Linked DNA regions of Homo sapiens: region 2 is linked to region 1. A link is an interaction called in ENCODE POLR2A ChIA-PET data of the cell type or tissue named here. Cell type or tissue: endothelial cell of umbilical vein. All regions are shown on one strand. Links, peaks and the distances in the headings refer to the core of each region. The heading gives the core; the rest is flanking DNA. Region 1 overlaps KATNIP (katanin interacting protein). Region 2 overlaps KATNIP (katanin interacting protein).

The links. ChIA-PET counts read pairs that join two places held together with the same protein. Peaks named below come from ENCODE experiments on the same cell type or tissue, not always from the same donor. Only the 100,000 strongest peaks of a DNase experiment are listed, where the experiment ranks them.
Region 2: POLR2A ChIA-PET joins it to region 1 with 7 read pairs; 2 of 35 experiments call an interaction of 5 or more read pairs at or near these places.

What each region holds. Positions count from the first base shown.
Region 1 is chr16:27,701,772-27,707,147 of GRCh38, reverse strand. It overlaps KATNIP (katanin interacting protein), which reads right to left. Exons shown (of 28, transcript NM_015202.5): 12 at 3,150-3,252. Among named protein-coding and RNA genes, the nearest start is that of KATNIP, 150 kb to the right of the region's middle. RefSeq lists enhancers at 3,889-4,388, 4,389-4,890. In endothelial cell of umbilical vein, for the core only: no CTCF peak of the experiment used is centred there; DNase peaks (open chromatin) are centred at 2,707 and 3,337; H3K27ac peaks cover 1,860 bases.
Region 2 is chr16:27,578,447-27,583,822 of GRCh38, reverse strand. All of the region lies in intron 2 of KATNIP (katanin interacting protein), which reads right to left. Among named protein-coding and RNA genes, the nearest start is that of KATNIP, 31 kb to the right of the region's middle. In endothelial cell of umbilical vein, for the core only: no CTCF peak of the experiment used is centred there; no DNase peak of the experiment used is centred there; H3K27ac peaks cover 318 bases.

The DNA.
Region 1 (5,376 bases), core at 203-5,202:
TAGCCAGCGAGACGTGCTATTGCTCTCAGTGTGTGTTTGGAGGGGCCTTGATTGCCACACGGTGGGAACGCGGATAGGGAGGAGGGAGAGAGGTCAGCTCACAGCTCCTGGATAAAAGATAGGGCCTGTTTTGATCAGCTGGGCCCTCGAAACCCACAGCTTCCTCCTGCTCCACAGCCATGTGGGGTCCTGGCCAAGCCTCTGCTGCCCTGGGTCTGAGTCCCAGGCATGCAGGACAGTGATAAAGCTAAACTGGCCTAGTTGACTCCAGGGGACTGGGAGTTAATGAGCTTGTGATAGTGTGGAGCAATCCAGGGCCAGGTGAGTGGTCAGTCTGGGGATTGCTGAAGAAGTGGCACCGTTCACCTTGCTTGTTGGTGGGAGGCAGGAGGACCAGATGGGAGGCAGGCTGCCTTTCAGAGGGGCTGCTAGAACTCCCACCCAGTGCAATCTGAAATGTGCAAATTCCTCAGCTGCGTTCGTAAATGAAAAAGCTGAAGGATCTGTTAACTAAGCAAGTGTCACAACTCGTCTGTTGCTACTCAGTGGCTCCTCCTGCTTCTGCACTGCCCAATTTGGGATCCCACTTGGCGGTGGGAGGGGGACACTGGCTGGGAAGTTCCTGGCCCCTGTCATTCATTGTCCCCGCTCTTGCTGAGACCACTTGATTTTCCTTGGGGGAAAGCCACGGCGTCTCTTTTCTCAGCCATAAAGCATAGGGGAACTGACCCTTTCCCACTCCAGGGAGGTGCCTGACTGGTCCAAGGAAGCAATGTGTCCTGTCCCCTCGGCTGCCAGAAGGGAGCAGCTCAGTGACAGGCAAGCACCCCAGCACAGGTCGGTGCAAGCACACCAGTCACAGATTTACATGGGGAGAAACAGGCTTCTCTCCTGACAGTGGAGTCTGATGATACAGGGGTGCAAGGTAGAACCATTCTAGCTATTTGGGGACCATGAGGAGGGAGCAGAGATGGGACTGAGCTCCAGGGGGTGGGACTGAGCTTTCCACTGTGCAGACAGAGGGGAAAGACACAGTGCGAGCTGCTGGACCAGGCTCCACCTGGCCCTCCCTGTGTCATTTTCAATGAGAAGAGTCTGTCATTTTTCTGCTCTTTGTTGTATAAGTCAGTTTGCCCTGGATTTTCTGTCTCCCGTAATATAAGGAGACTTGGTCAGGTGTGGTGACTCACAGCTGTAATCCCAGCATTTTGGGATGCTGAGGCGGGAGGATTGCTTGAGCCCAGAAGTTCAAGACCAGCCTGGGCACCACAGCAAGGATTCATCTCTACAAAATTTTTTTAAAAAACAGCCAGGTGTGCTGGGGGGCCCCTGTAGTCCCAGCTACTCAGGAGGCCAAGGTGGGAGGATCGAGTGAGCAAGGAGTTCAAGGCTGCAGTGAGCTGTGATCACACCCACTGCACTCCAGCTTAGAAGAAAGAGCAAGGCCCTGTCTCTAAAATTAATTAATTAATTAAAACAATAAAAATAAAGAAACTATTCCATGCAGTGGGGAGCACAGCTTTGATTTTTCTCGGTGAACTTGCAGCAGATATTTGCTGGTTTCTCCCTGCACTGAGCTGCATGCTTTCAGAGACCTTTCCTGTTTCATCCTCACAGTGGCCTGTGGGGCATGGATTATTGACCCTATCTGAGAGCCAGGACCAGACAGCTTAAGAGGCTTGTCTAAGGTCACACAATCTCTCAATGATGGTGCCAGATTCAAAGCTGGAACTCTAGTCCAGGCCAGGCCAGCTCAGGGGCCTTTCTGCTCTCATAGGATTTTATATGTGGCTTTGGGAGGACTTTGCATTAAGTCCTCACCGGCCAGTAGTAAGATTGGTGACCACCATACCAAATAATACTAAGAATGGCTTGAGTGAAGGTAGGGGCAGAAGGGAGTGCTGGGACACACACCTTTTAGCACAAAAGAAAATGGAGGCTGGGTGTGGTGGCTCACGCCTATAATCCCAGCACTTTGGGAGGCCGAGGTGGGTGGATCACTTGAGGCCAGGAATTAGAGACCAGCCTGGCCAACATGGCAAAAACCCATCTCTACTAAAAATACAAAAATTAGCTGGGCATGGTGATGCGTGCCTGTAATCCCAGCTACTCAGTCGGCTGAGGCAGGAGAATAGTTTGAACCTGGGAGGCAGAGGTTGCCATGAGCCAAGATGGTGCCACTGCACTCCAGCCTGGGCGACAGAACAAGGCTCTGTCTAAGAAAAAAAAAAAAAAAAAAAAGAAAAAAAAGAAAAGAACGAAAATCGAATCACCGTTAATCCTACCACTCTGATGCCACAGTTCCCTTTTGTATTTTGTGTCCTAGCTCCATCAACACACTCATATGGCCACATCTTTGTGTGGTTGTCACAATCATTTTGGACTTGAAGATTAACATCACCTTTTACAGTCAGGCTGATATCTCTAACGTTTCCTGTCTGCATCGTCTCGTAATGATAGCTTCCATCCTTTTATACTACTGCATCGTGCTGATGTATTATACTTTCCTGATTAACTCCATTGTTATGAGACATTTAGGTTTTAAAAAAAAATGTCTTCCCTACTTCCAATAATTCTATAACAGACATCTTCCTGCCTCTAGCTTTTTAGTTCTGTGGGGTGATTTCCTTAGATAAGGAAGTGGGATTGTGGGGCGGAAAGACATAAGTGTTTCTCAGGCTCTTCCTAAGGTCAAGCATTCTGTTTTCCAAGAGGATTTCACCTGTTTATACAGCTGCCTGCCACGTATGTGGGACTGCCGCAGCTTTATTGTAACCTTGCTAGCACTAGAGGTTATCATCAGAAATAATTTGTCAATTCAGAGCTCAAATGGGACATTTAGGTTGCTGTAATTTGCATTTCTTGATTGCCAGCGATGTTGGACATTTTCCTATGGGCTTCCACGCTATTTATATTTCCTCTTGTGCAGACAGGCTTCTCTCTGCTGAAACTTCTGGCCTACATCTTCCTTTCTCTACCCCTGCTCTTCATCATATATACCTCTGTGTGCCAGGGAGGGGGGGGGCGGTGGAAACACAGGCAGAGAGATGCTCATTTAACCACTGTCAGAGCAATCCTCACTGATGCGAAATGCCTGTTCTGAGGGAACTTCCTGAATGTACAACTGAAAATCAAGTCAAGGCTCTCACCTCTGTGTCTGATACTTGCTCCTTGGTTGGTGAAACCACCCTGCCGAGATGGGCAGAGTCACTTTCGACGGCCTGGAGGACTTTCAGAAGCTTCTGCTGTTGTCTGAAATGGGATTTGGTTTTAGCAAACAGGAAGTAGTAAATGATACACAAAAGAGAACATTCCAATCAAAAGTGCTGCACTCGGGGATAGGAAATGATTTGAAGGGGAAGTATGCACTCTGTATCCAGTTCAAAGGCAAGGGCAGGCTTGCTGTTTTTCTCCCTTTATAAATGGCTACACAATTAGTGATGGAATCAGAGCCCAGCTGGGGAAACACTGCTTGGGGCAAGGTGGCCAGCTGACCTCCCTAAGCTTAGAACTTGAGAGTCAAGAGCAGAGGTCAGCTGAACTAAGGCCTACGGGTCAAATCCAGCCCGTGACCTGTTTTTGTATAGCCTGTGAGCTAAGAATGGTTTATGTTTTTAAAAGGTTGTACAAAGAAACAAACTATAACAACAACAATAACAACAACAAAACCAACCGCAAAGCATATTTACTATCTGGCCCTTTATAGCAACAATTTGCTGACTCCTGGGCTGGAGATCTGCTCTGCTCCTCTTGTTTCTGAGGACATGGCATTCTAAACCCAGCAGAGCGTGCCTTCATCATTTGCAAACATGCCCACGTGTGCAGTTTAAGGCTGGGTACCCCCAAGGCCCTGAAGCACAAAGGATCTCGATGCCGAGGAACCAAGCATTTGGCGGAGTGCATGCTGCTTGTAATAAAACTGCATCAGATGTAAAATATCCTCATGGCCCAGCCTTTTCTTTCTTTCTTTTTTTTTTTTTGAGATGGAGTTTTGCTCTTGTTGCCCAGGCTGGAGTGCAATGGCACAGTCTCGGCTCACTACAACCTCTGCCTCTGGGGTTCAAGCAATTCTCCTTCCTCAGCTTCCTGAGTAGCAGGGATTACAGGGGCTCGCCACCATGCCCAGCTAATTTTTGTATTTTTAGTAGAGATGGGTTTTCGCCATGTTGGCCAGGCTGGTGTCGACCTCCTGACCTCAGGTGATTTGCCCACCTGGGCCTCCGTAAGTGCTGGGATTACAGGCATGAGCCACTGCACCGGGCGGCCTTTTCACATGCAGGGGAATCTGCGAGTTCTTATTATGGCCACAATGGTACACAGCCCTGATTTCCACCTGGGGCCTGGAGAGTCTTAAAGGAATGGATGGCGCTGCCTTTAGCCTATTCAGTTTTCCTTTAAGTTATAACAAAGGGCTCCCTCTAGGTAGACACAGACCTGGAGGGCACACAGCTTGGCTAGTGAATTCCTTCTTCATGCAGAAAAACGACCACCCCCTTTCTGGGCTGATGCAGCCCCAGGCCAGACCCTCAGCTTAGTAACCAGCACACAGGCTGGATTTCAGCCCCTTCTCGCCTCTCAGCCAGGCACTTTGCACAGTGCACAACATGCACAGCTGTGCAGTGGCCCTCAGAGTGTGTCTGTGTGCCATGGCATGCTAGAAACTACAGGCTCTCAGCCTGACGCATCTTTCTGAAGATCTATTTTGTCTGAAGACTAGAGGGAAGGCTTTATTTTGATAATAAAACCTGACAGTTCCAATAACTGCTGCTACACGTTAATGGAACAGAATGCTGAGTTTGAACAAACTTTTAATAGAGAAAAGGAGCTTCGAAGGACGCTGCTGTGGGCCAACCTCGCCCCCTAGACCAGCTGGGGAACAAGTTTAACACCCTGTGCTGCATGGGGTATTCTACTGGAAACCTGGAGAAGGTTCAAGTTCTACACAGGTTGGGGCCAAACTGACCAAGATAAGAGCCATATGCCTAAAAGAAATCAAGTCAATTTGAGAGCTTTAGGGCTGGTGGGGGAGACAGAGTATAGTCTAAAGGAATAGTTTAACAGAGTTTGGGGTCAGGTGTAGTGGCTTACGCCTGTTTGAGAGGCCGAGGTGGGTGGACTGCTTGAGCCCAGGAGCTGGAGACCAACCTGGGCAACGTTGTGAGACCCCCTCTACAAAAAAGTACACAAATTAGCTGGGTGCGGTGGCACACACCTGTGATCCCAGATACTCAGGAGGCTGAGGCTGGAGGATCATTTTAACCCAGGAGTTTGAGGCTGCAGTGAGCTGTTTGTGCCACTGCACTCCAGCCTGGGCAACAGAGCAAGATTCCATCTTAAAGAAAGAAATAAGGGGTCTGAAAAAAACGTAGGAAAAGC
Region 2 (5,376 bases), core at 76-5,075, 120 kb after region 1:
TGATGTCCACCCCTGAACTTTTCAGCTAGGTGAGGCAACAAATTCTCTTATTTTGCAGAAGCTGGTTTAAGGAAGGCTTCTATCACTTAAACAGAAGCTGACAGACATGGCCTGTGGACACTACTAAAGCTGAAGTCACAGAAGCATTGGCTCTTGTCAGACTTGGGGGACCACAGAGGAAATACGGGCTCAGAGAGGGGAAAGCAAGTGTGTCCATGGTCAGTGACAGCAGCCAGGACTGAAGCCCCCATGGCCTGGCACTTTCATGACCTGTGTCTTGCTCCTCCAAAAGTGTCCCCAGAGTAAGTGACAGTTTTCATGGGGTGTTTTTATCCTGCAGACATACCTTTCCTGAGTAACTTGCAGGAACCTCCTCTTAGCACCATTCTCTCTTCTAATCATATTCCATACAGTGACTTCTGGGGGTGGAGGGAGGAGGTAAAGAGAGCTATCTTAAAGGCTATTTCATGCCTAAGATCTGAGGATAGAGAACACTTTGATGGTGCTCTGTTGAAGGGCACATTGTTTATCCAAAACAGACTCGGGAAAGGGAAGCTGTCAACATTATCTCTGTCTGGTCACAAATTGCAGCTCTCTGATGGGATTTTTCCTAGAGTTTAATCTTGTGCTGGAAGCTAAGCTGATACCAGGAAGGTTTTAGACATGTCAATCTCCTTCCTGGCATTTTATCAGAAATTGATTCTCTTTGCTTTTCGGCACTGGAGTCTTGGCCCTGTTGTTGTTAAACTTGGGTGTTTGTGTACACATCTCCTGCAGTGCCCAACCTAACTGCAGAGGTCCTGGGACAGGCTGGGGACTCAGATACAAAGGAATTCCAACAGGGATGGATTATGCACCATTCTTCCATCATACCAAAGGGGCCCAATCTGTGTCCTTCTCTTTCTCAGCAAGACTTCTCCACCTGTGACTTTCAAGGGATTAGCTTTGTAAATAGGATATTTTCCCCTGCCAGTCCTAAATTATAATTGTTGACATTTATTGAGCTCTGAGTATGTGCCAGGTTCCATCCTAAGCACTTGACACGTATGAATTCACTGAATCCTTGCCACAGTCCTGTGAAATGCAGGTTTCATATCATCCCCATCTTATAGAGGGGGAAGTCGAATCACGAAAAGGTAAGTCACTTGCCTGAGTGATAGAACTAGCCTAGGAATCCACGCTGTTTGGTTCCAGGGTTCGCAAGCTCAATTCCTCTGCTGCACTGCTTCTAATCCTGCCCTGTGTCTTATTTGCCCTGCATAAATCAGAAGTTGTCAATGTTACCAGGGCCCCTCTCTTCAAGTTCTCAAAGCTGCAGAGAGACCAAGACCTCAAGAAGCAGAAAGACTGACAACAATAATTTCGCAAGTGGGAATACATTTGGCAGTTGAATCTAAAATAGATTTTGTTCTTCTCTGCCCAGAAATATGAACTAAAAGGTTTCATTCCCGTAAAAGTGCAGAGTTGGAATGTCAGCTGTCATACCAGGCTCTTTGTAATGCAACACCACCAACTTGCCTTTTCTTTTGTTTTCTTCCTTTAAAAAAACTTTTTTTAAAACAAAGCAATTGAGATCTGTAAATATGGACGGGGCAACAAGACTGAAATTGCAAGAACACGGAGAACTGAATGGAGAAAAGGGAAGGAAGTATCTGCAGTTTGCGCGCTAGTGGAGTCTGAAACTCACAGAAAAGTCACCTGTCTTTTCTGTAATCAGCCTGTAATCAGCCAAGACAAATCTTACGAGCTCAGGGCTGCAAGAGATGGCTTGCAGAAATCGAGGTGCTGCAATTCACAATTGCAATGTGGAACCAACCAAAATGCCCACCAATCAATGAGTAGGTAAAGAAACTGTGGTATGTATATATGATGGAATACTACTCAGCCATAAAAAGGAATGAATTAATGGCATTCGCAGCAACATGGATAGAACTGGAGACTATTATTCTAAATGAAGTAACTCAGGAATAGAAAACCAAACATTGTGTGTTTTCACTTACAAGTGGGAGCTAAGCTATGAGGATGCAAAGGCTATAAGAATGACACAGTGGACTTTGGGGACTCAGGGGGAAAGGGTGGGAAGGGGGTGAGGGATAAAAGACTACAAATTAGGTGTAGTGTATACTGCTTGGGTGATGGGTGCATCAATATCTCACACATCACCACTAAACAACTTATTCATTTTACCAAATACCACCGGTTCCCCCCAAACCTATGGTAAAACAAAAGAAATCAAGGTGCTAGATATACCCCCAAGTCCTTCTCAAGTAAACGTCCCTCCTCTCACCCCCACAAGACAAGTGAACTAGGGAACTATAGGAGTGGTCACTGAATGGGTCCATTGTGGGCACCTCGGTCAAGGACAGCCACACTTGAATCTGGTCAGCTTGCTACAAGATAACCTGGGGGAAAAAAAATAGCTCTATCCCTTTCATGCACTGTTAAAAGATGAATTGGAAACATCAATTTAAATAGAACACACACCCTTTGATCCATTAGTTCTACTTTTAAGCATTTAACCTTTGGCTATTCCTATGTGCACAGGGATGTCTGCTCCAGAATATTCTTTAAAGTATTCTTATAGTAGCAAAAGACTATTAATGACTAGATATTCATTAATCAAGAATTAGTAATACATTTATGCAATTATTTAGGACCAAAACCTGACCTGAAATGACATAAAATTTATAGCCTTTATTTACCCACTTAGTATAAATATTCATATTTTGCTGTACACATACATTATATATATATATGTTTTAGAGATGGGGCTTCACTATATTGCCCAACCTGGATTCAAACTCCTGGGGTCAAGTGAGCCACCCACCTCAGCATCCCAAGTAGCTGGTGGGATAACAAGCATCAGCCACCTCAATGAGTTCTGTACATATATTAATGTATTTGATTATAGAGTGCTTTTCCAGGTCCTTATAGGATGGTATAACTTTTTAAATATAAAAAAATGAAATATATTTGGCCTTAAATGTTTCGAGTAAAGAATTACATTCCTGTAAATTCACAATGGAGTACTAGGCAGCCATGAAAAGAGAGAGGTCTGTCCCTATGACCTGCTGAGGAATGCTCTCCAAGACATGTTGTTAAATGAAAAAAAAAAAAAAAAAATCAAGAAGAAAACAATGTGTATTGCATGAGGGGAATGGATGGGTGGGTAAAGGAGACAAAGCATATGTTCTGCATAGCTGCATACCTGTAGAATATTTCTAGAAGGACACATAAGAAATTGATTATAGTCGTTGCCTCCTGGGAGGGCAAATGAAGACTGGTGTCAGGAATATTGTATTCCCTGAATACTCTTGAGTATTGATTAGCCAGGCCAGACTCTCTCACTGGCCTGTGGCCTGGGCTTATAGAGGAGGAAGAGCTAATAGGAGGATCAAGACAGCAACAAGGACCAGGCTAGGTGGCTCACGCCTATAATCCCAGAACTTTGGGAGGCCAAGAGGGGAGGACTGCTTGAGCCTAGGAGTTCAAGATCAACCTGGGCAACACGGCAAAACCCTGTTTCTACAAAAAATACAACAATTAGCTGGGTCTGGTGGTGCACACCTGTGGTCTCCACTACTCAAGAGGCTGAGGTGGGAGGATCACTTGAACTTGGGAGGCAGAGGTTGCAGTAAGCTGATACAGCGCCACTGCACTCCAATCTGGGTAACACAGCGAGACCCTGTCTAAAACAAAAAAACAAAAAAGATAGCAACAAGATAAAGAGACCCAGAAGACCCAGAGGAGAGCAGAGGTGTGTCTGTGGTTGCACACTGAAGAGACAGAGAGGGCTGTCGAGATAACCTCGTCCCTGGAGGCACCCTGGATCCTGTACTCCCTCCATTGCTGTGTTCCCCTCAGACCTGTCTCCTCTTCTGCTTGGGAAAAATGAAGGAAGCCTCTAGCCTTGTACCAGAAGTCTCTGTTACTAGCAGGAAGGTGTGTGTGTGTGTATGTGTGTGCATGTGCATGCATGCAAAGGGAAGGCTTAACATTTTCTAGTTGGGTGAGTTCAATGACTTTTGCAATCCTTGCAAAGTCAGTTCAGCAGATGAGTGTGCTGTCAAGAGCATTTTTTGGAATCTCCAATCAACTGCAAAAACGGCCTTCCGTTATCATGGGAGGCTCTCAGAGTGGTTAAGAATGAGGGCCCTGGGGCTAGCCTGCCTGGGGGCCCAGGTGCCTGGGGACACACAGCCAGGAAGCAGGAAGGCTGGAATCAGCCTCAAGTCTGGCTGGAGTGAGGGAGGCCCCTTCTGTGAAAGTGTAATTAATTGTGCTGCCTTCTCCTTGTGAATCTCTCTGTTAAATCCTAGACACTTCAAGTAATATAACAACTAACATCTATGGAACACTTATGGTGTGCCCAGCACTGTGCTAGGTACGTTAATACATGACTGTATTAACCCTCTCCAAAGTGGACATTATCAAACAAGGTGAGAGGGCTCAAGTCCAAGGTCACACAGCTGGGATTTGAGGCAGAGCTGCTTGGCCTCAGGACCTGAACTGCAGCCCTCACAGCAAACTGGAGGTATTAATTCACAGAGTCAACAGTGGCCTCACAGTGGCTCTGAGCAGTAAGGGGACATGTCCCCAGCGCCATGCTCATGAGCCCCACAGTGCCCTGGGCACCAGTGTGGATGCTGTAGGGATGAATTGGAAGATGAATAAATATTTCTTCCTCCTCTGTGATCTCCTTTTTTCCAACACTGCATGATAAATTTACTTCCTAATGATTTTTGAGTAAACTACAATGACCACAATTTCAAAATCATTAATAATTCATGTCCAAGGGCCATAAACACTATATAATCTCCACAGGCAGGAACCATGAATACTTGTTAGAAATGAGGCTAAGAATATTTTTACCAGCTGAACTGAAATTACCTACTGACTTCAAGCCAACCATCAAAGCTACATTTTTCAGAAATGACTGTAACCTGGCCAGGCACAGTGACTCACGCCTGTAATCCCAGCACTTTGGAAGGCCGAGGTGGGCGGATCCCTTGAGGGCAGGAGTTTGAGGCCAGACTGGCTAACATGATGAAACCCCATCTCTACTACAAATACAAAAATTAGTCAGGCATGGTGGGACACACCCGTAATCTCACCTACTTGGGAAGCTGAGGCAGAAGGATCACTTAAACCCGGGAGGTGGAGGTTGCAGTGAACTGAGATTGTGTCACTGCACTCCAACCTGGGTGACAGAGTAAGACTATGTCTCAAAAAAAAAGAAATGACCGTAACCTTTCCAATGCCTCCGTTCAGGCCACCTCTCCCAGGAAGTCTTTCCCTCCTCTGGCACTCCCTGGAGCTTTATTTGGGGCTCATCTATAATGTTTATCATTCTCTTCTTTGGTTTTGCCTCCTGGT